Linked DNA regions of Homo sapiens: all the other regions are linked to region 1. The links are chromatin loops, found by intact Hi-C in ENCODE. Cell type or tissue: PC-3. All regions are shown on one strand. Region 1 holds the start of LOC124906114 (a long non-coding RNA gene). Region 2 has its middle 68 kb from the start of FZD7. Region 3 overlaps KIAA2012.

The links. Hi-C counts contacts between places; a loop is a spot of excess contacts. Peaks named below come from ENCODE experiments on the same cell type or tissue, not always from the same donor. Only the 100,000 strongest peaks of a DNase experiment are listed, where the experiment ranks them.
Region 2: it touches region 1 in a loop (2.4-fold over the local background); 3 of 110 quality-filtered maps call a loop at or near these places.
Region 3: a loop joins it to region 1, with 3 times the contacts of the local background. A loop is called at or near these places in 4 of 110 quality-filtered maps.

What each region holds. Positions count from the first base shown.
Region 1 is chr2:202,052,121-202,060,120 of GRCh38, reverse strand. LOC124906114 (a long non-coding RNA gene) reads left to right here and starts at 4,776. Exons shown (of 2, transcript XR_007088053.1): 1 at 4,776-4,809. In PC-3, a CTCF peak has its summit at 3,310 (motif pointing right); no DNase peak of the experiment used is centred here; H3K27me3 peaks cover 1,796 bases.
Region 2 is chr2:201,961,395-201,969,394 of GRCh38, reverse strand. No RefSeq gene overlaps it. Among named protein-coding and RNA genes, the nearest start is that of FZD7, 68 kb to the left of the region's middle. RefSeq lists enhancers at 4,641-4,730, 5,743-6,243, 6,244-6,744. In PC-3, a CTCF peak has its summit at 3,670 (motif pointing left); no DNase peak of the experiment used is centred here.
Region 3 is chr2:202,174,802-202,182,801 of GRCh38, reverse strand. The region is part of intron 15 of KIAA2012; the gene reads right to left. It also overlaps the pseudogene PSMA2P3. Among named protein-coding and RNA genes, the nearest start is that of SUMO1, 60 kb to the left of the region's middle. In PC-3, CTCF peaks have their summits at 4,053 and 4,256 (motif pointing right); a DNase peak (open chromatin) is centred at 4,251.

The DNA of each region.
Region 1 (8,000 bases):
CTGATTTGCTTTCATCTGGAAATATATCCAGCAGTGGAGTTGCTGGATCATATTGTAGTTTTATTTTTAGTTCTTTGAGAAATGTCTATACTGTTCTCCATAGTGGCTGTATTATTGTTAACCATATTTACATTCCCACTGACAGTATATGAGGGTTCCCCTTTCTCCACACCCTCATCAGCTTTTGTTATTGCCTGTCTTTTGGATAAAAGCCATTTTAACTGGGGTGGGATGATATCTCATTGTAGTTTTAATTTGCATTTCTCTGATAATTAGTGAAGTTGAGCATTTTTTTGTATCTCTGTTGGCCATTTGTATGTCTTCTTTTGAGAAATGTCTATTCAGATCTTTTGACCATTTTGATTGGATTATTAGATTTTTTCCTATAGAGTTGAGTTCTCTATATATTCTGGTTATTAATATCTTGTCAGATGGGTAGTTTGTGAATATTTTCTCCCATTCTGTGGGTTGTCTCTTCACTTTGTTGATTGTTTCCTTTGCTGTGCAGAAGCTTTTTTTTGAGATGGAGTCTCACTCTGTCGCCCAGGCTGGAGTACAATGGCTTGATTTCGTCTCACTGCACCCTCTGCCTGCTGGGTTCAAGCAATTCTCCTGCCTCAGCCTCCCAAGTAGCTGGGATTACAGGCACCTACCACCACGCCCAGCTAATTTTTGTATTTTTAGTAGAGACAGGGTTTCATGATGTTGGTCAGGCTGGTCTTGAACTCCTGACCTCAGGTGATCCACCCGCTTTGGCCTCCCAAAGTGCTGGGATTACAGGCGTGAGCCACCACACCTGTCCTGGAAGCTTTTTAGCTTGATGTGATTCCATTTGTTGATTTCTGCTTTGGTTGCCTGTGGTTTGAGGTCTTACTCAAGATATCTTTTCCCAGACCAAAGTCCTGGAGTCGTTCCCCAATGTTTTTTTCTAGTAGATTCATAGTCTTTAATCCATTTTGATTTGATTTTTGTATATGGTGATATATAGGGGTCTAGTTTCATTCCTCTGCATATGGATATCCAGTTTTCCCAGCACCATTTATTGAAGAGCATGTGGTTTCCCCAATGTATGTTCTTGGCACCTTTGCTGAAAATAAGTTGTTTATAAATGTGTGGATGTATTTCTGGGTTCTCTATTCGGTTGGTCTACATGTATGTTTTTATGTCAGTACCATGCTGTTTCAGTTACCATAGCTTTTTAGTATAATATGAAGTCAGGTAATGTGATGTCTGCAGCTTTGTTCTTTTTTCCTCAGAATTGCTTTGGCTATTCCATCTTTTATGGTTTCATATAAATTTTAGGATTTTTTTTTCTATTTCTGTGAAGAATGTCATTGATATTTTGATAGAGATTGCATTGAATCTGCAGTTTACTTTGAGTAGTATGGACATTTCTATTATTTATTTATTTTCTTAGAGCCAGGGTCTTGCTCTGTCACCCAGGCTGGAGTGCAGTGGCATGATCTTAGCTCACTGCAGCCTCCACCTCCTGGGCTCAAGCAACCCTCCCACCTCAGCCTCCCGAGTAGCTGGGACTACAGGCAACTGCAACTGTACCCAGCTAGTATGGACATTTTAAAATTATTGATTCTTCTAATCGATGAACATTGAATATTTTCCCATTTTTTGTGTGTCTTCTTTGATTTCTTTCATCAATGTTTTATAGTTTTTATTGTAGAGCTCTTTCACTCTTTAGTTAAGTTTATTCCTAGGTATCTTATTTGTAGCTATTGTGAATGGGACTACTTTTTAAATTTCTTTTTCAGATTGTTTGCTGTTGGCATATAGAAATGCTACTATTCTTGTATGTTGATTTTGTATCCTGCAATTTCACTGAACTTGTCAGCTGTAGTTATTTTTTGTGGAGTCTTTGGGTTTTTCTAAACATAAGATCGTATCTCCTGCAAACAAGGATAATTTGACTTCTTCTTGTCCAATCAGGATGTCCTTTATTTCTTTCTCTTGTCTGATTGCTCTGGCTGGATTTCACTAACTCTTTAGGGTGGAGAAAGAGATGTATTAGAGCTCCTTGTATATTCTTCAGAGTCACATTCCATACAAGAATATAGCATACGGATGGCAGCCAAGATTCCTATCATGTACCAAGTTCAATCAGTTGGTAGTGACTGCCTAGAAGACTTGATTGGGCATAATTCTGCAGACTCCTGGCTTAGCAAAGAAGAGCTCCATGGATGTTCAGTGATGTCTTCCATAGGCAAGGGAGGGAGAGTGAATTGTGTTACCTATACTGATCTTTGCCAACTCAATATTGTAAACTGTATGGAATTCTCTTTACAGGGTGTGGATTTAATCATTCTTAACAATTCCTTTTGGCATCAACCTAAAGCCAAAAGTTAAAGAACTATGCCACTGATTATTATACTAACTCTAGTTCCTCAATTCCAAGATGCCATGTATTTTAGGTACACTACTGATTTAATAACAGGTTTTAAGGGGGTAAAAACCACTATAATAAATATGAACACTAAAAATAATATTTATCCATATATTCTTTTTCAGCATCTCATTCAGTGTTTGATAATAAACCTCTTTCAGGTGTAGTCTGTGGATTCTTCTGAATCATCTGTAACCATTGGCAGTTGTGCATAGCATCATGGGAATCATCTGTAACCATTGGCAGTTGTGCATAGCATCATGGGAATCATCTGAAACTATTGGCAGTTGTGCATAGCATCATGGGAATCATCTGTAACCATTGGCAGTTGTGCATAGCATCATGGGAATCATCTGTAACCATTGGCAGTTGTGCATAGCATCATGGAGATTCTCTACTTTCCAATCGTGGGCTGGTGATGTTGACCTCCTTAGCAAATGTAGGCTAGGCAGTCTAATTTTTAGCCATATTGTGGAACACCAGGGTTTCATTTGTATTTCCTGTTTGGTTAAACTCATAGTTTTGTCCTTCCCTTAATTAAATTATTCTTTTCTATAGGGTAAAACCTTCTTCCCAAAGTCACCCAGAAGCTTCTGAAAGATGTTTGGAACCTGAGGGTGACTTTTCAATGAATGAGCCGATCACACCAAACTCCTGTAACTTTAAAAATTCTGCTATTTCTCCTGAGATATCTGTCAATTTTTATTGTATATAATTACAGTGCCCATAGTGTAGACTGGCAGTCCTTTTCCTGTGTCCTCTGAAGTGCTTGTCTGATGTTTCGCTGAAAGACATGAAAGTGTAGTCATGCCTTCAGCAATAAATATTTGCTTCACTTATTGTAAATATGCCTCGCTAAGTTCTCCCACAGGCAGACAGTAACAACTCCTTCTCAACTCACTCTCCTGCCAGCAGGTGGCAAATTTCTTTTGACATAAATTATAAGCTGCACTCCAATTTTAGAAATGTTAAAATGTGAGCAAATAAGAGTCTGAGAATAAAGGGAATAAAGCAGATATCTAAATGAGGTAAACTCTGAGGATTCAGATCAAGATTCCAGTGCCCAGAGTAAGAAGATGAGGTGAGCAGCCTCCACCCCCACCTCAGACCCATTCCAGAATAGTCTTCAAGGTTTCATTGTATCTGAGTGTGCTGCATATATACACACACAATATGAAGTAGAAAGTAATGCAAGATAGAAAGCATGAAGCTGTGTAAGAGAGGGACAAGAAAATACCTTGGGAATTCAGAGAGGGATAGAGCACTTCGGTTGGTATAAATCAGGACAGAGGAGTAGGTGGCTTTCAGGAGGATGTTGAAGAAACAGGTACTGAATGGGGCCGTGCGAAGAGAACAGCACCCCGTGGTGGCCATGAAAAGGCACCCCTCAGATCTCTAATTTTGAGGAGTGTAATTGATAGAGGGTTCTAGCTGCTATGCTCTGAGTTGATCACCACATTTTTCTGGAGGCTAAGGTTCTCACAGGCTGCTCCCAGCCAATGACTGCGTATGACAGATGCTATGGTAGCCAGGCTCCATTTTGGGAGATGCTGCAGATATGGGACTCTTCTGATGGGTGACTGGCTCAAGAACTCCCGATATCCTTGAGGAACTTTCTTAGAACTGCACAGCAGTCTGAGACACTTCCATCCAACCTTCCTTCCCTCTCTCCTATGCCCAAGGCGGACCTGTGCCCAGTCTCATGGTTCTCCTGGCTCCTTCCTCATCTTCCTTCACAGGTGTTTTCCTCAAGAAATCTCTTGCACACCTAATCCTGTCTTGGCATCCGCTTCTTGGAGGACCCAGACGGACACACAATACTTGTGGGGATGCCAAATCTACCGTTTTATCTGCTTTATTATTTCCCACCCTTTTCCCAATTACCACTTTTTTTTTAGAAGTTGGCATTATTGGATAGTTTCCAGAATAAGAGACATTTTAGGCAATAAGAAGTGCATATAGGAAAGTCTCATTTTTTTCTTTTTAGTCTAATTATTCTTTGAAGTTTTTTAAAAAATAGTGTATTTTATTAGTAGGGCCCTTTTGATTACAAATGACAGAAACTTAATGCAGGCCATATTAGAGAAAAAGGGTTAGTGATGATTGATGATGATGCTGATGATGACACTGAGTTGCATCTCAGGAACAGTAGGATCAGGGACCTGGGTGGCATTAGTGTTATTGCTGCTTCTTATTTCTGAGGCCCATAAGATGGCCATGGATGGCATCCAGACTCATCTGACAGCCTGGGGACCTAAAGAGAGACTGATTTCTTTTCATTTTTTTTTTTTAAACAGGGTCTCATTCTGTCACCCAGCTGGAATGCAGAGGAGCAATCAGACCTCACTGCAGCCTCAAACTCCTGGGCTCGAGTGATCCCCCTATCTCAGCCTCCTGGGTAGCTGGGACCAATGGTATGTGTGCCACCATGCTCAGCTAATTAAAAAAATTTTTTTTTGAGAGATAGGGTTTTACTACATTGTCCAGGCTGGTCTTGAACTCCTGGCCTCAAGCAATCCTCCCACCTCATCCTCCCAAAGGATGTGCTGGGAATACAGGTGTGAGCCACTGTGCCTAGCCTGACTTCTTTTCAATTCCAGTAATTTTCAGGGGAAGCCCAACTTGGTCTAGTTTGGATCAGCCACTTAACCTCACATCAACTGTAATCTGGGGGACTGCTCAGAGGAAGCAACTGTGATGATTTGTCCATGTTATACCAACATGGTAGGGTTCGTGGCTACCAGGTGCATTGTGGCTGGAGGAGGGAGGAAGGAAGGTTGCTAAGATGACCACTTCATATTTACACTACACAGAAGATGTCTACAGTGTCACTGCTGCACATCCATGTATAAACACCCAGACGCCACTCTTCTGCAGAGAGCTTGACAGCCTCTCAGCAAGAGACTGGAAGTGGGATGAGCTCATGCAGGGCACACAGCTCTTGGATTTGATTCGTATAGATTCTCAGGGCTTCATCAAGAGGCTTCAGCTGCATCAGGGTTTGCAACTGCAAAGTTACTAGAAACCCTCTTGTACTTGCCCCAAATAATCAGATTTGTGTGACTGTAGTTTCAGCCTATTAGTTCTCTGCCAGAAGGAACCTGCATGGTATAGATTTGGGGTTAGGAAACCTGAGTTCTTATCTTGGTTATGTTTTAACTAGCTATGTGCCACTTAGTCTCTCTGCATTGAAATTTCTCTTCAAATCTTCAACTGGGGAATTAGACAAATAAAGGTCATTCCCAGCTCAGAGATCCTACGACTCAATAATTGTCAGTTGTAAAGAATCTGTTGGGCATTTCTTAGGCTTACTGCTACATTCTTACTTGAAACTTATTTTCCTTCCCTCCCTTCCTTCCTTCCTTCTCTCCTTCCTTCCTTCTTTCTTCCTTTTTTCCCTGCATCTCTCCCTTCCTTCTTTCTCTTTTCCCTCTCTTTCTCTCCTTTCTTCCCTTCTTTCCCCCTAACAAACAGATATTGAACAAGTGGTATATGCCAGGCACTGTGCTATGATTTGGACATAAAATAGAAACAAAACCCAGTTCCAGCTCTCAGAAAGCACAGAATCCACTGGGGTAGCAGACATATAAACGGATCATTAAAATATTACATGATAACGCTTGGTCAGTTTTTTCTTGCACCAATCATGAGTTTTTTCTTTCCTGTAATTATGTATTGGCATTTCTGCAGAAAGTGGCATCTTGTAGTTCTTGAAAGATGCAATTTTTTGTATCTTTGATGTATATTGGATGCAATTAGTTTTGATTGTCACAGCCATCCTATCAAGAAAACTCAAACAATTTTTGAAGCTCGTGCATTCATTCATTTAACAAATTTTTTTTGAGCATCTAATATGTGCCAGGCTCTGTGCTGGGGGCCTGGATGGGGTGACAGACAATAAACAAACAAAGAAAAAAGGTATATAAGTTGTAGTAAGTTCCAAAAAGGAATTGAATAGGGAACTTAGCCGAAGAATGATGGAGATGGAGAGGTACCTAATTAAATAGTGGAGTCAGTGGAATCTTCTCTGAGATGGGAACATTTCAGCTTAAACCATAGAGAGAGAAAGCCTGCTGGGCTATGCGCGTGGAGTGGGTAGGAATAGCATTCCCAGATTGAGGCCCGAGGTAAGAGAGTGCTTGGCTCACCACCTGAAAGATGGCCAGTGTGACTTGGGGACACCAGCAAGGAGGAAGAAGGTAAGGGGTGAAGGTGGGAGTGGGTAGAGGCCAGATCAGGTGGGGCCTGTATGTCAGTGTAAGGGGTTCTCCATGGGGGGCCCTCACAAGTTCTGAAGCAGCACAGTTGATTGGATTTGCGCTTTTGAAAGGTGGCTCTCAGGCTGGGCATGGTGGCTCTCGCCCGTAATCCCAGCACTTTGGGAGGCCAAGGCAGGTGGATCACTTGAGGTCCAGAGTTTGACACCAGCCTGGCCAACATGGTGAAAACCTGTCTCTACTAAAAATTAGCCAGGTGTGGTGGTGCATGCCTGTAATCTCAGCTACTCAGGAGGCTGAGGCAGAAGAATCGCTTGAACCTGGGAGGCGGAGGTTGCAGTGAGCTGAGATTGTGCCATTGCACTCCAGCCTGGGCGACAAGAGCAAAACTCCGTTAAAAAAAAAAAGAAAGAAAAAAAAGAAAAGAAAAAAAAATGTGTGGAGAGAAGAAGCTTTTCACCTGTTCTGGCTCAGCCTGGCCCCACATCCTTCGCCTCAAGGGAACCTGTGGGCCAGATGGAGACATGGGGTTGCTTTTGTTTTCTATTCTGGCCAATGGCTCTCCATTTCCTGGAAAGGTAAGACCGAAATAGAAAAAAAGAAGAAGATGGGATAAAAATGCTTGATCTCTTCCAGAGAGAGCTATAGGAAATAGAGACTGATTTAGAGAGTAAAACATCATATGACCTCATGCGCAGGACGACTGGCTGCCACTGCTGTCCCTGCCTGCCTTGGCCAAGCCATGGGGATGGCAGGAAGAGTGCAGCCAGGTACTCTGGGATGGCAGTGAGCTGACTGGATTTTGGAGTCCGACGGGTTTAGGTTGAAATCCTGGCTAAATTTACCCTATGATCCTGAACTGGTTACTTAACCTCTTTGAACCTCATTTTCCCTATCTGTAATATTGGAATAATACCATTAACTTTGCAAGGTTGTTGTAAGGATGAACTGAGGTAATACGTGCCATGGATGTGCTGAACAAATGGTAGTTGTTATGAGAGAGACAGAGTGAGAAAGCAAAAGAGAGAGAGAGAGAGAGTTGGTATCAGTTAGGCTGTCAGAATCAAACCAGTCTTTGAAATCTCCACTTCCTCTTTCAGGACCCCCAGTCTCTACCTTCCTTCTCTCCTAAAACTCCCTATAAGGAAAATGTCAATTTGTCAGGGCAGAGAGTAGTGAGGAACTTTGAAACATGCCTCTGCTTACAAGTGGGTTATGGATTATTTTTATTTTGTACCTTATTAAATTTCTAGGGAGTATATTCATTTTTTGCAGGCAACTGGCAACACTGCTTTTGGGAATTTGGGAGCACTGGAAGGAGAAATCTCTTTCACTCCCCTCCTGCCTTCATCGCGGCCTCTCTCGGGCTGACTTAATATCAGAATGTT
Region 2 (8,000 bases), 91 kb after region 1:
TGCAATTACAAGGGACTGTGATTGTGAGTGAAAGAGGGGGGAAGAGAGTCAGAGTCAGATGACACAATGTGAAGAAGCCTAGACTGCTACTTCGGGCTTTGAAGATGGAGGCAGAGGCCACCAGCCAAGGAACGTGGGCAGCTGGAACTGCGATGGAAACAGGTCCTCCCCGCAGAAAGGAACGCAGCTCTGCCCTCACATCGGTTTCAACCCAGTGAGACCCATGTCAGACTTCTGGCCTACAGAAAAGGAAGAGAAGGAATGTGTACTGTTTCAAGCTGCTAAATGCGTGGCAATTTGTTGCCCTAATAGGAAGTGAATACAAGGGGCCTGGGACAGGGTCTCAGGGGTGAAAGAGAAAGGTCCTGAAATGATTGTCCATGTTGCTGTTGGATCCCAGGAGGGATAGAACGCTGGCTCCTGGCCTGGCTGCCTTGAGTTAAAGGTCACTGAGTCCCAGGGCCTCTCTGGCTGATGCCTCGGGGAAGGGGAAGGAGGAAGCCTGAGGTGGCCAAGGAGGCAGAAAAGAGGGTCGCATGCACGGGTCTGAAGCCTGCTGCTGCTCAGAGCCACCCCACGGGCCCACAGTCACCTTTCCTACCTCTGTCCTTCCAGAGGCCTCCCTGTGCCTGGAGACACCCTGCTGGCAGTCTCTTCTTCCCATTCCGTTCCAGAGATTGACACCGTCTGCTCTGCACCGGGGACTGTTCATCTCAGCATGGATCCCCATGCACTGCTTGCTTCTGAGGGGGCCTAATGCATCCGTGGTCCTGTTGGCTAGAAGGAGACTGGGAGTCACCTTCCATCAGGTGAAGCCAGAGGAGACCCTGCCACCGAGCTGGGAGGGACCAGGGGACAGGGTGCCCCACAGACGTCCTGGTGGAAGGTGGCTCGGGACAGTAGGGTGGGTGGGGCCTGGGTTGGGAACAGTGTGGGCTCCCTTTCCATCCCTCCGCATTCTCCCCCTGGGTGGCAGTCAGCCGGCAGGGTCTGCTGGAGCAGTGACCAAGGTCTGGGCCATTCTCAAAAGAAAGTACAGGCAGTTGTATTACCTGCTCAGGCTGTTAGAACAAAATATCACAGACTAGGTGGCTGAAACAACAGCAATGTATTCCCTCACAGTTCTGGAAGCTCAAAGTCCAAGATCAAGGTGTTGTCAGGGCCGGTTTCTATTGAGGCCTCTGACCTTGCCTACAGAGGACCGTCTTCCCCGTGTGTCTTTGCCCGGCCTGTTCTGGTGTGCACACATCCCTGGTGTCTCTCCCACTTCTTATAAGGACACCAGTTGTATTGGCTGAGGGTCCACCAGCTTCATTTTAGCTTCATTACCACTTTAAAGGCCCTGTCTCCAAATGCGGTCACACTCGGAGGTACTGGGGGTTAGGGCTCCAACATATGGGTGGGGGTTGGGTGGGGACAATTCAGCCTATAACAGCAGTGGGGGTTAAGAGAAGGTGCTGCGGGGAGAATCAAAGGAGAGAGGCTTAGAGGCTGGGCCCTGGGGTAGACACAGCCTGCAGCAGGGACAAGGGTGCCAGACTGATAACCTGGTGTTGGGTGGGGGTTTGGGTGGAGGGTGGCCGTCTAGGACCCTTAGCTGGGGTGGGAAAGGGCAGGTAGAGTGAGTGGTCTTGGGTGGCCGTGGGTGGCTCCCCCGCCTCCGCAGTTAGCCCCTTTCACATTTTCCCAAAGCTCCTCTTGGGTTTTCATTAAGACTGGAACTCACTCAGAAAGCCCACCCCCGGAGCGAAGTCTTTCTCCTGGCCTAAACAGCACCTCCAGGCCCCCTTGTGAAGGCTGGTTCTTTGGTCTTCAGATTGTTAAGGCACTGGGTTTGTGTCAATGGGGTCCTGGCATTTGCCTTTGGAAACCGGAGGAGGGGTGGTCAGATATTTGGAGGCCACACCAGGCAGTGTGGCCATCTAAAAGTAGCCGTAGGCCCTGCGAAACAAGCAGGAAAGAGGATAATGGCAGAGTGGGCTGCTTCAATTTCACTTTAGGCTAGCCAGGGGATGTGGGCAAGGCCGGTGCCTGTTGGCTTTGTGCGGGCGCTGCTTGGGTTTTTTAGCCACAGTGGTTTGCAGCCCTGTTAAGACAAATGATTGTGATTAGGAGGAAAAAGTGCAGAGGAGCTGGAGAGAGCCCCCACCCACCACCCACGGGAAACAGGAGAGAAAGAAACAGATGCTTGGGGCTGGCACTCGCATTAATGGGCAGACGGTTGTCATGCTCGACTGGTTTGGCTAGTCAGCCAGAGGCCCCGGGAAATAAAGGGCCTCTCCTCACACTGGCTTGTGGAGCAGTTGAGATCTCTGAGTTTCTCTTTGTCCTTGGAGAACGAGCTTTTGGGGAGGGGGCGACGGTCTAGGAACAGTCGGCTGTTGTTGGGGGTGGGGAGGGAGGTTGGTCTGAAATCTTCCTTCCCTACTCAGCAGGAGCGCCTAGGACACATGGCCCAAGACAGCAGGGCTGGCTCCAGCCTTCCTTCCTGAGAGCTCTGCAGTCCATTTTCTGCTTTCGTTTCCTCCTCCCCATGGCTGCATGCTGGCCTCCGCTACCGGGCTGCCCAGCAGAAGCACCAAGTCCACGCAGCTCTCTCTTGCTTTCTCTCACTCATGCCACAAAGGACCAAAGCAAAGTAAGGATTTTCATGCAATGGAATACAACTAGGCAATGAAAAAGCCTGAACTACTCCTCCGTTCAGCAATGTGAGGCAGCACCACAGGTAGAATGTGGAGAAGAAGCTAGACATGAAAGGGTAGGTCCTGTGTGATTCCATTTATCTGCACTCCTAGAATAGGTAAAATGAATCTATGGTGACAGAAGTCAGAAGGGTAGTAGCTTGCTTGGTATCAACTTGGAAAGGGCATGAAGGACCTCTTGGGCTGCTGGAAATCTATAGCTTGATCTGGATGGTGGGTACATGTGTGAATGCATCTTCAAAAATTCATCAACTTATCTACTGAAGATGTGTACACTTTATTTTTATTTTGTTTTGTTTTATTTTTTTGAGGTGGAGTCTCGTTCCATCATCCAGGCTGGAGTGCAGTGGTGTGATCTTGGCTCACTGCAACCTTCGCCTCCTGGGTTCAAGCAATTCTCCTGCCTTAGCCTCCTGAGTAGCTGGGGCTACGGGCACGTGCCACCACATTCGACTAATTTTTGTATTTTTTAGTAGAGATGGAGTTTCACCATGTTAGCCAGGCTGATCTCAAACTCCTGACCTCAGGTGATCCACTCACCTTGGCCTCCCACAGTGTCGGATTACAGGCACAAGCCACCATGCCTGGCCAATTTGTATATTTTAATGTGTATGTACTTAACCTAAATAAAAAAGTGGAAAGTACACTTTCAAATATTACATCATCTTGTTTTTTTTTGACAGAGTCTCTCTGTCGCCCAGGCTGGAGTGCAGTGGCATAAACACAGCTCACTGAAGCTTCAACCTCCTGCATTCAAGGAATTCTCCCACCTTAGCCTCCTGAGTAGCTGGGACCACAGGTGCGTACCACCACACCTGGCTAACTAAAACTTTTTTTTTGTAGAAACAAGGGTTTTGCCATGTTGCCCAGGCTGGTCTCAAACATCCTGGGCTCAAGCCATCCTCCTGCATCAGCCTCCCAAAGTGCTGGGATTACAGATGTGAACCACTGACCCCATGTGGCCACTCTTCTTGACTTCAGGATGCATAGGAGTATATTTCAAAGATTGCCGTTATTGGCGACCTGTTTAAATTCACTTTTAAAAAAGAGTTCTGACCTTCCAAGGCAGCTCTCTGAAAGAGTGTGGGGCTTTATACTCTTCAGAGAAGTCCTTTTGTATTTCTGGATGGTGAGTTGGGCCCACAGGAGTGAATCCAAGTGTGGAACACACGAATCCCGCCTTGCAAATAGACACTTCCTTCTCTAGTCTGGGTAGGAGATTGTGGTGCAAGGAATGGGGTCAAGGGTATCTTTGTTCTACTCCCCTACTCCTCTTATGATGGGGGGTAGCGTGGCTTCTTGGTTATAAGAGCAGCTACTTATTGGGGGATGCCTGGGCATCCTCCAGCACCTGACCCACTGATAATTCACAGATTGCATCTCCTCACCAGTCTTGCTGTTGGAGCTGCTGAGCAGGCGCAAGTCATACTGAGGCATGGGGGTCTACACTCTGCTTCCCCTCCCTGCCTAGCCGCTGGGGGGACCAACAAGAGCAGAATGAACAGGAAGCTATTGGGATGGCCACAGAGGAGGCACAAGAGAGGCCCAAGTATTTTGTCCCTGGGCATTCATTTCTCCTGAGTAGCTGGCAGCCCTGTGTTTAGCAGGGAGAGAGTGGGCTCTGTCATTAGTTTCTGTTTCTCAACTGACCCTCTCAGGTTGTCCCAGGGGCATTGGGAGGGCAGCTGGGTGTCAGGTAAGTCCCTGCCACCTGCTTCTTGGCTGATACTGCAGGACAGAAAGAGAGTGTAACAACCTTTTCTTCAAAGCTAGAATCCAGCTAACTCTGCCTCGGAAAAGTGCTGACACACAGCCCGGATGTGATCAGACACATTTCTTCCATTTGCTGCTGCTCTCGGTGAAAGCTACTGGTGTTTGATGAGCGGAAACAAGCCGCCCTGCTGAGATTTCCTGCCAGTGCCAAGTGTTTCTGCCAAGAGTGCTGAGCGTCCACCATGTTGAGGAGGTGCTTTTGTGCAGTCTGGCTCGATGAGATGCCTCCCTGTAGATGAGTGGGGCCTGTGGCATCCCCTGACCATCTTACAGATGCTCAGGCTAGAGCAGAGGCCGTTCATTCTCCACCAGTGACCATGTTCAAAGGGATGCGTGTGTGTGTGTGTGTGTGTGCGCGCACACGGCACGTGCATGTATGGATACATAGACATCGTGAAACCCATGGCTTGTGTGGAGCAGGGAGAGTCTGACCCTTTTTATGCTACCCTGAAGCTTTGTTTGGAAATACTTACTTTACCTGTGACACATTTTTGAGGGAAAAAGTGTGAGAGATCCAAGGAGACCCAACCCTGAAGAATCTTACAGCCACTTCTTCAATGGCATTTCCTCTGTCTATAATACTGTGCAAGTCTCTGTTGGAGCCAAGAGATGCCAGTAGTTATCTTGACAATTCTGTGGATCCCTACGAGACCTCCTGTGCTGTTGGGAAATGAAAACCTGCAGCTGGGGAGCCCATGGATGGGGCTGAGCACGCCCTCCCCTCCCACGTTTGGTGGTGTATTAATAACTGGGATAATTGCACCCCTAATGATCCCAGCAACAGTAATTTCTCTGGTGCACCCAGAAAAAAGCCTGCGATGCATTGACAAAATGACTTACAATTAAGACCCTTTCTGGGACTTCCAGGCCAGGTCTTTGCAACACTTTCTATTGTAAGCCTCTGTCCCTTCCATATATGAGCCTGCCTGGGCCCAAACTGCTCTGAACCTCACTGCCTTTTTCTCTTTCTGCCCCCAAATCCATTTTTCTTGAACAACCATGAAGGGCTGTAGTCCACAGAGCAATAGAAAGGACTCTCCATACAAGTTCTCCTTCATTCTAGCAATAGAGTATAATTTTACAATCTGCCAGGATGGCAGAGAGGAATGGGGAGGAACTCTGCCCATTGTCTTGGCATCATGGAAAATTTCCCCAGGTATCCCTGTGGAACTCTCCCCTGAAATCCAAACAAAAAGCACAAAGGCCAAGCCACACAGGAGCAGCACCACTACCAAATTTCTCAGAAGTTACCATGGATAAAAACTGGAATCCCCATTGGTTTTTCTTTTTAAAGCACAACTTTTATTAAATACCACGAGTTGGCCACTGTTAAGACAATGGACCTGTCCAAGCATCTTGTCTAGGAATCAAGGGAAGAAAGACATTGTGGGGCCCAAGAGCAGATGAATTGCTCCCAAGAATAGAAAACAAATGAGCCGAGGTATAAATGGTTGGAAAAACAAAAGGAAGATATTTCCTGCACAATGCAGACCATTGAACGGAAGGGGGCCGTGGACAGAGGCTCAGGTCGTGGGACCAGCCGAGGAGTGGTGGGACAGGCTACATGAGCTGTCAGCACACAACGGAGTTGAAGTGTCTTTTCCCCCATGCCTGTGATCCATGAAAACGCTGTGCTTCTCTCATTTTCTTGCCACAAACTGTATCTGCTCTGCTGCTAGCAGCTTTGTGGCTCTAAAAGAGGCAGAGATGTCAAGGTCTGACCCACACCCCGCTGGCTCCCACTCCTGGCCTGGCTAGCATCAAATGTTCACAATGGGCACAGGTCGTGACTTTCTTTCTGAGACCGGACTGCATCGAGGCCTGTGGCTAATTTCAGTGGAACATATGGACTCCTGTGTAACTTGACCTCATTGTCCCTGTTTATAATGGAGCCAGCAGGAGCACCACAATGGTCCTGGCCATCCCCACCCCCCAGGAGGCGTGGTTGAGGGTATTCCTTTCTCTCTGGAATACATGATCATCTTGCCCTCGGGGCACATTCACTAAAGTCATTATGGGGAGACATGTCTGTGGACAATGAGGAGCTCTGGTGTGCAGGGAGGAGCTTCTTCTGCCTGGAGCAACCAAGACTCAGTCCTCTTGTGGCGCACTGGAGGAGGCCACTAGGCAGGATTTGGGTGGGGAGGGGACAGTCTCCACCTTCCCATCCCCACCTCCCCATCACCACCAAGACTGGCCTTGCTACCCATTGGCAGAGTTCCTGGATGACCTCTTCTTGTGGTGATGGTGGCTGTGGGACTCTTGTTCTTCAGAACTTATCACAGTTAACTCTCAGTCTCCTTGGGGAGACCCAGCCTGGGAGAGGAGTTCTGCACTGGGAGATAAGGTCCAGGCCTCCCACCAAGGACCAGAATCACTGAATGCCTGAGATGGAAGAAACCTTAGCTCCTGATTCCAGTATTTTGTTTCAAATGAATAAATAAGGCCCCTAGAGAAGGGTAAGTGGCCAGTCTGTGGTCACACAGGTAGTGTCAGAATCTGGATTAGGCCAAGATCTTCCTTCTGGAGCACCATGTAAATCCTCAGGTAACATAGGGGCAGTTGTTGAGGATGCTGGCATCAAGCTGGGCTCTGTTTGTAATGTGGACAGAGACAAATGCTTCCCTCTTGCTTATATGCATACAAAATGACAAAATAGTTTCTCTTTTCTTTTCGTCTTCTTCTTTTTTTTTTTTTTTTTTTTTTTTTGAGATGGTGTCTCGCTCTGTTGCCCAGGCTGGAGTACAGTGGCATGATCTCGGCTCACTGCAACCTCTGCCTCCTGGGTTCAAGCGATTCTCCTTCCTCAGCTTTCCGAGTAGCTGGGATTACAGGTGCCTGCAACCACACCTGGCTAATCTTTGTATTTTTTAGTAGAAACAAGTTTTCACCATGTTGGCCAGGCTGGTCTCAAACTCCCAACCTCAAGTGATCTGCCCACTTCGGCCTCCCAAAGTGCTGGGATTACGGGATTCAGCCACCCCACCCAGCCTCTTTTCTTCTTTTAAAGAAATAACTCTCCATCCAGGGAGAAAAGACCTAGCCTCAGAGGGTTAGACTGGAACTTGCCAAAATTAGGGCAAACTTATCCAAGGGTAGCGTTATATCACCCACCTAATTCTTATTGACTCTGTAGGGCTGCAGCTAATACCTATTATGCAGGGCTTTGTTTTTCCCCTAATGGGACTCATTTTCTCCCCAGATTCAGAATGAGCTGCTTGTAATCTACTGCAAACCCTTCCTTTGTAGGCCTCGTGCAGCAGAGGCCCACACCTTGAGCAGGAGCCTTAGTATGCATTGGTTCGCCTTGATCCTCCTGGGTATTACAGTTCCCTCTTCATAGAGGAGGCCCCCAGGGCCAGAGAGGTGACTTACTGGAGGCCACAGCACTAGGAAGGAGCAGTGTCAAAATGCAAACCCTAGTGTGCTGACTGCAACCCAGGTGCTCTCTGTGACATCTCTTTGTGGTCCTCTGCCTTGGACTGTGGAGGGATCGTGAAGCTAGGCAGGGGACAAGGGGAACTT
Region 3 (8,000 bases), 120 kb before region 1:
GAACTCTCATCTACTGCTGTTTGGAATGTAAAATGGTACAACCACTAAGGAAAATAATTTGGCAGTTTTTAAAAAAGTTAAATATATACCTGCCGTACCATCCAACTATCCTACCCCTAGGTATTTTACCCAAGATAAATGAAAGAAATGAAAGCATAAATCCATACAAAGACTTGTACACAGATGTTCACAGCAGTTTTATTTGTAATGGTCAAAACTGAAACAGCTCAAATGTCCATCAACAGATAAACAGATAAACTGGTGTATATATACAATACAATACAACTCAGCAGTAAAAGGGAATGAACTATTGATATACCTGGCAATATGGATGAATCTCAAAATAATTATGTTGAGTGAAAGAAATCATACGAAAAAGTACATATGGCTGGCTGGGTGTGGGGGCTCATGCCTGTAATCTCAGCACTTTTGGGGGGCTGAGGCAAGCAGATCATCTGAGGTTGGGAGTTCGAGACCAGCCTGACCAACACGGAGAAACCCCATCTCTAGTAAAAATACAAAATTAGCTGGGCGTGGTGGTGCAAGCCTGTAATCCCAGCTACTCGGGAGGCTGAGGCAGAATGGCTTGAACCCGGGAGGTGGAGGTTGCAGTGAACTGAGATCGCGCCATTGCACTTCAGCCTGGGCAACAAGGGTGAAACTCCATTTCAAAAAAAAAAAAAAAAAAAAAAAGAATAAAGAAAAAAAAGTACATATGGCATGATTCCATTTATATAAAATTCTAGAAAATGCAAACTAATCTATAGTGACAGAAAACACATCAGTTGTTGTCTGGGGATGAAGGAGGCTGGAATAGGGGAGGTATGAGGAAACTTTTGGGAGTGATGAATATTGTATTTCGATTGTGGTGACGGTTTCATGGGAATTGTACAATTTGAAAAGGTCTAATTTATTGTATGTCAATTATCCCTTGATAAAGCTGCTTTAAAAAAGTAGCAAGAGATATGTTAATACAAGGAAAGTGCCTAAACCAGTGCCAGCACACGGTAAAAACAAACAAGAACCAAAAAAATCTCACCATGCTCTCTCACTCTACCCATATACAACTACTGCAAATATTTTGGTGTATTTGCTTTCATGTATATCTAATGAATATCATATTTCCATATAATTGATTAGTGTATATTCAATTTTAATCTACTTTTATATTACAACTTTCCCATATAATTAAATATTCTTAATTTTTTTTTTTATTCTTAGAGACAGGGTCTCGCTCTGTTGCTCAGGGTGGAGTGCAGTGGCATGATCACAGCTCACTGTAACTTTGAACTCCCGGGCTCAAGGGACCTCCCACCTCAGCCTCCTGAATAGCTGAGGCTACAGGTGTACACCACCACACCCAGCTAATGTTTTAAAATTTTTCTTTTTGTAGAGACAGGGTCTTGTCATGTTGCTCAGGCAGGTCTCAAACTCTTGGCCTCAAGCAATTCTCCTGCCTCAACTTCCCAAAGTGTTGACATGACAGGCATAAGCTGCCACGCCTGGCCTAAATGTTCTTAAAAATGATTTTAGGCTAGATGTGGTAGCTTATGTGTATAATCCCAGGACTTTGGGAGGCTGAGGCAGGCAGATCGCTTGAGCACAGGAGTTTGAGACCAACCTGGGCAGCATGGTGAGATCCTGTCTCTACAAAAAATAGAAAAATCAGCTGGGCATGGTGGCATAAGCCTGTCATCCCAGCTACTCAGGGGGCTGAGGTGGGAGGATCGCTTGAGCTTGGGAGATCGAAGCTGCCGTGAGCTGTGATGGCACCACTGCACTCCAGCCTGAAAGACAGAGTGGGACCCTGTCTCAAAAAAAATTTTTAATTGCAGCACAGTATGTTATCGTATGAATGTACCATAAGTGACTTAACCAAACATGTAATTTTAAAAATTCATATCGCTTCTATTTTTTATAACCATAAAGAACTTTGCATAGAATATCCTTGAAAGGAATTTTTATTTTGTTTTGTTTCTGAGACAGTCTCGCTCTGTCGCCCAGGCTGGAGTGCAGTGGTGCGATCTCGGCTCACTACAACCTCTACCTCCTGGGTTCAACCGATTCTCATCCCTCAGCCTCCTGAGCAGCAGGGGTTACACGCATGCACCATCATGCCCAGCTAATTTTTTGTATTTTTAGTAGAGACTGGGTTTTGCTATGTTGGCCAGGCTGGTCTTAAACCCTGGCCTCGAGTGATCCACCCGCCTTGGCCTCCCAAAGTATTGGGATTACAGGTGTGAACCACAGCATCTGGTCAGGAATGTTTTGATTATTAAAAAATTTACTCTTTGTTCATATTTCTGATTAAAGGATGTACAGTCTATTTTTTGTGGGTTTAGCAGTTTATCAGGATTTATAAGTGTCATTTTAAAAACAGTCGATTTAAGCCATGTAGAAATACATATGAAAAAGTCTGCAAAACAAAACATACTTTAAACATGTTTAAGTAGATAGATTATCTGAAATTCTGGATTTTTCAGTCACTTCATTGTTATGCAGCCAAGCAATTCTTTTTTTTTTTTTTTTTTTGGAGGAGTTTCACTCTTTTGGCCTAGGCTGGACTGCAATGTCGCGATCTCGGCTCTCCGCAACCTCCGCCTCCCGGGTTCAAGTGATTCTCCTGCCTCAGCCTCCCGAATAGCTGGGATTATAGGCATGCACCACCATGCCCGGCTAATTTTGTATTTTTAATAGAGATGGGGTTTCTCCATGTTGGTCAGGCTGGTCTTGAACTCCCGACCTCAGGTGATCTTCCCACCTTAGCCTCCCAAAGTGCTGAGATTACAGGCATGAGCCACCGCGCCCACCCGGCTGGCAGCCAAGTAATCTTAACTTCAGTTGGAGTAAGCCCCCTAAATCCAGCTTCGTTGAAGATTCCAACTTCTATGTTATCCTCTCATTTGGCCTTCAAAGCTTTCCTTTAGGGTTAACATGGCTGTATGAATGGCATCTTCAAGTTCCAGATCTTCATTTTATCTTTTCTCAAGGGAAGTTTCCCCATTCACATAGTTCTTTCCCACTGCTGTGGCTTTCCAGGCCAAGTAAGCTCCAGATGGATCTGACTGAAATAAATATGGTTGTCCCTCATTCCAACCACAAACAAGTAAAGAAACTCCAAATGGACAAACACCACCTGACTGAGTATATTCTTGCATTACAGAAGCTACTCTCCGCACTAGCTGAGCTGTGGGAATGGGCACTTGGTACACAAGATAGTATTGTTGAGCTAGTTTCGAGCTGTGTGCACAAGCACTTTGTTATCTGGGCCCACGCCACTGTACACCAAACCTATGTGCTTGGTAATTGGTTCCACTTTGTCTACACTTCGCTCATCATACAGAATGAATTTCTGTTTTTTCTCGGTTGCTAATACCACACCATTTGCCGCTTTAATTCCCACTGACAGGGCTCCTCCAGCTACAGCAGCCAAAGCATATTCAATCCGGACAAGTTTATCAGACGGGCTGAATGTAGTCAGCGAAAAGCCGTACCGCGCTCCGCCATCTTTACCCGAAGAGCCAAAGCACAAGTATGTACAGTTTTTAAGTCACAATGCCTACTGCCAAATTGTTCCCTAGAAAATTTGTACCAATTTGAATCAGATAGACACAGATGCTGGTCTAAGGGAGCTTACATTCCAGTGGGGAAGATGAATATTAAAACAAAACCAACCTCAAAACACAAAACTGTTTTTGAAAGGAAGACTCTAATATTCAATTAGTGCCTTTCTCTCTTGAGAAGTAGATTCTTGCATGAATTAATTTATTTCTTCTCAGTTTTATTTGAAGATGTTATACTTTTAAAGAAAGATTTGAAAAGAAAAAGTTCACCCATTATTCCATTGGCATCATTCCCTTAATACTACAGTTAATCTGTTTTTCAATGTTATTTTGTGGTTTCCCCGCCCAGGAGCTTCTTTGCAACTTTGGTTTTCTTCTACTTCTACTCAGGTTCAGGGAGGTGTCCACTGTCTCTCAAATCAACCACCAGACTTTAGAGGGGCACAAGATTGTTAACGCGCAAAGGTGGTTGAGGAATTGGAAAGGTTGACTGGGGCTGCACCTTGGAATTTATTTTGTCTTGGATAATATGTAACATTAACAGAGAGCAGAAGCTGATTAAAGTATCTTGGTGCCAAAGGGTAGTTCTGTGAGTATTTCTTTCCTTAACATGACTGGCGCGAAAAAACTCTCACTGAAGACTTTCACTGCTCTTCTCAACTATTTTGAACTCTGGGACAGGGCATGATAGAACCAGCAGAGGGCGTATTTGTATTGACCAAAAGCTGAGGTTGTACATTGGTGAAACTTCCATTGTGATTAGAATTGAAACCTTCCCAGTTTTGGGATGTGGGCCATAGAAGGGTGATTTTTTTTTTCTCTTAGTAAAATAACCTGATATTTAGGAAGTATTGGAACAAACGAAGTCAGTGCTTTGAATAACTTACAACTTTTAAGTACTTTTTAAAAGTCTATAAAATATCTTAAGCGTTCACAGTATAGGAAAAATACTGTATACTCATTGCCACTTAGTTTTGTAAAATTTTAACATTTTGCCATATTTGAGTCATGCATTTCTTTCTTTCTTTCTTTCTTTTTCTGAGACAGAGTCTCACTCTGTTGCCCAGGATGGAGTGCAATGGCACCATCTCAGCTCACTGCAACCTCCACCTCCTAGGTTCAAGCAATTCTCCTGCCTCAGCCTCCCAAGTAGCTGGGATTACAGGTGTACGCCACCATGCTCAGCTTATTTTTGTATTTTTACTACAGACAGGGTTTCACCATGTTGGCCAGGCTGGTCTCAAATTCCTGAACTCAAGTGATCTGCCTGCCTTGGCCTCCCAAAGTGCTGGGATTACAGGCATGAGCCACTGTGCCCAGCCTAAGTCATGCATTTTCTAAAGAAATCAAACATTTAAGACACAGTCCAAGACTTCATTTATCACATGCTACTATGGTGTGAATGTTATCGTCTCCTTCAAAATTTGTGTGTTGGAAACTCAATCAATATTCAATGCAGCAGTGTTGGGAGGTGGGGCTTAATAAAAAGTGTTTAGGTCATGGAGGGCTCCATCCTCATGAATGGATTAATGCTGCTATAAAAAGGGTTTGTGGGCTGGGCACAGTGATGCACACCTGTAGTCTCAGCTACTCGGGACACTGAGGCTGTGGATAGTGTGAGTCCAGGAATTCAGGTTGAGCCTGGGCAACATAGAGAGACCCCATCTCTAAAAAAAGAAAAAGGGCTTGTGGGAATGAGTTCCCTCTCTTTTGCCTTTTTGCCTCCCACCACGTGAGGACACAGTAAGAAACCTGCATCTTGATCTTGGGCTTCTCAGCCTCCAGAACTGTGGGAGACTGTTCTGTTCTTCATAAATTACCCAATCTCAGGCATTCTGTTATAGCATCACAAAATGGATTAAGACACATATAATCCCATTTCCCTCTCCCTCCCAGAGGTAATCAGTCTCTTCAATTTGATATTCATCAATCCTCATATATATTTTTATATCTGTATTACATATACATGCACATGTAAACAATATATAGTATTTTTTACAAATTAAAACTTTACATAAATGATATTATTTATGTAACTTGTTCAACTTGCCTTATTTTGCTTAATAAGGCAAAAAACCCTTAATAAGTCTTTTGGGATTAACCCATATTAATACATGTAATTTTATTTTCAGCTATCATATAGTATTCCGTTGTATAAATATGTGACCATTTAAAAATCCATTTTACTATTGGTGGCCATTTTGATTATTTCCAATTGTTTATGATTATTAATAATGTTTCAATGAACCTTTTTAGGTGAGTCACTGTTCATACATGCTTTCTCTAAAGGATACCTGGGAATGAACTTGTTGGGATGCAGGATATATGCATCTTCAATTTATTGAATATTTTCAAATTGCTCTAAATTACTAAAACTTTATATCCTCATTAATAGTGTTTATAGACTTTTAAACTTTTGCTGGTCTGATATATATGAAATGATATCTTTTTGTTTTAACTGGGATTTTCCTGATTAGTAAGGAGAACTTTTTTTTCTCTATGGCCATTTATTTGTGTTTCTTCTTCTGTTAGTTGCCTGTTCACATCATTTGCTCATTTTTCCTTTGGGTTGATTGTCTTTTTCTTTCCCTATTTGTAGAGGGAAGAAATGCTGCTGCATTTTGGTTACTAATGCTTTGTTGGTTACATGCATTGCAGGTATCTCCTTCTAATCTGCAATTTGGCTTTTAACTTCATGTTGTCTTGTTGAAAACTTCAAACTTTAATATAGTCAGATTCATTGGCGGGGCACAGTGGCTCACACCTGTAATCCCAGCACTTTGGGAGGCCAAGGCAGGCTGATCACTTGAGTTCAGGAATTTGAGACCAGCCTGGCCAACATGGTGAAACCCTGTCTCTACTAAAAATACAAAAATTAGCCGGGCCTGGTGGCACACACCTGTAATCCCAGCTACTTGGAAGGCTGAGGCAGCAGAATCGCTTGAACCCAGGGGACAGAGGTTGCAGTGAGCCAAGATCATGCCATTGCACTTTCTGGGCAATAGAGCGAGACTCCGTCCCAAAAAAAAAAAAAAGATTTATCAATAATTTTCTTTATGGTTTGTGTTATGAATAATAGGTAAAAAGTTTTTTCCTTTCCAAAATTCATAAAAATATTCTGCTATATTTTCCTCTAAAAGTTAAATTTTGCTTTTTGACATTAAGCTCCTGAATACACCTGATATTTTGTGAGGTGAGAATTTTAAAATTGCATAACCAGTTGTCTCAAAATTATATAGTGAATAATAGATCATCCTTTCTCCACTATTTCCCTTTATAATGCCATTGCCATATATCAAGTTTCCATATGTGGGCACATTTATTTCTGGATTCTCTATTCTCTTCTGTCTGTCTCTAAGCCAATAGCACACAGTTTTATTTTTTACAGCTTTAAAATAAGTTTTTATATTTGTCAGGGCAAACTTCCACTTTATTTTTTTTCAAAATTATACTGGCTAATATCTTAGTCTGTTCAGGCTGCTATAACAAAATACCATAAACTGGGTAGCTTAGAAACAACAGAAATTTATTTCTTGTGGGTCTAGAGGCTGGAAAGTTCAAGATCAAGGTGCTGGAACATTCAGTGTCTGGGGACATTCAGTGTCTGGGGAAGTCTCACTTTCTGGTTCATGGAGGGCACCTTCTTTTGTGTCCTCACATGATAAAAGGGGCAAGATAGCTCTCTGGGGCCTCTTTTGTAAAGGCACTAATCTCATTTATGAGGGCTCTGCCCTCATGACTTAATCACCTCCCAGAGGCCCAACCTCCAAATACCTTTACATTGGTGATGAGGTTTCAGCATGTGAATTTTTGGGGGACACAAACATTCAGACCATGACAACTATTTCTGGCTTTTCTATATGAATTTTAATATCAGCTAATCATGTTCTGCCAAAAACCCTGTTGGGGATTTTTAAAATTGAAATTGCACTGAATTTATAGACTGCCAAAAGGAAAAACCAAACCAAACCGGAATCTGATCAAGTTTCTAGACCCAAGTGTTAACTTACAGGACATGTGGAAGACAGAGAAACATGTTAAACTACACTATGAGGACGCAATCAGCAAAGTCTAGATTGAAACTCAACAAGACAAGTGACCCAATTTCCTACAAATACACTAAAAGGGGGAAAAAAAAGAAATGGAAGGGAACTTATAAATTCAATGAGATTTAAAGGTCATATCAACCAATTGTAAACAGTTGGTTTGCAAATTCCAAAACAATTATAATAATTATGGGACAATTTGAACTTTGAAAACTGACTGAATATTCAATTATATTAAAGAATTATTTAAATTTTGGGTGTAATAATGGTATCATGATTATGTTAAAAGTCATTTCTCGGTGCAGCGCACCAGCATGGCACATGTATACATATGTAACTAACCTGCACATTGTGCACATGTACCCTAAAACTTAAAGTATAATAATAATAA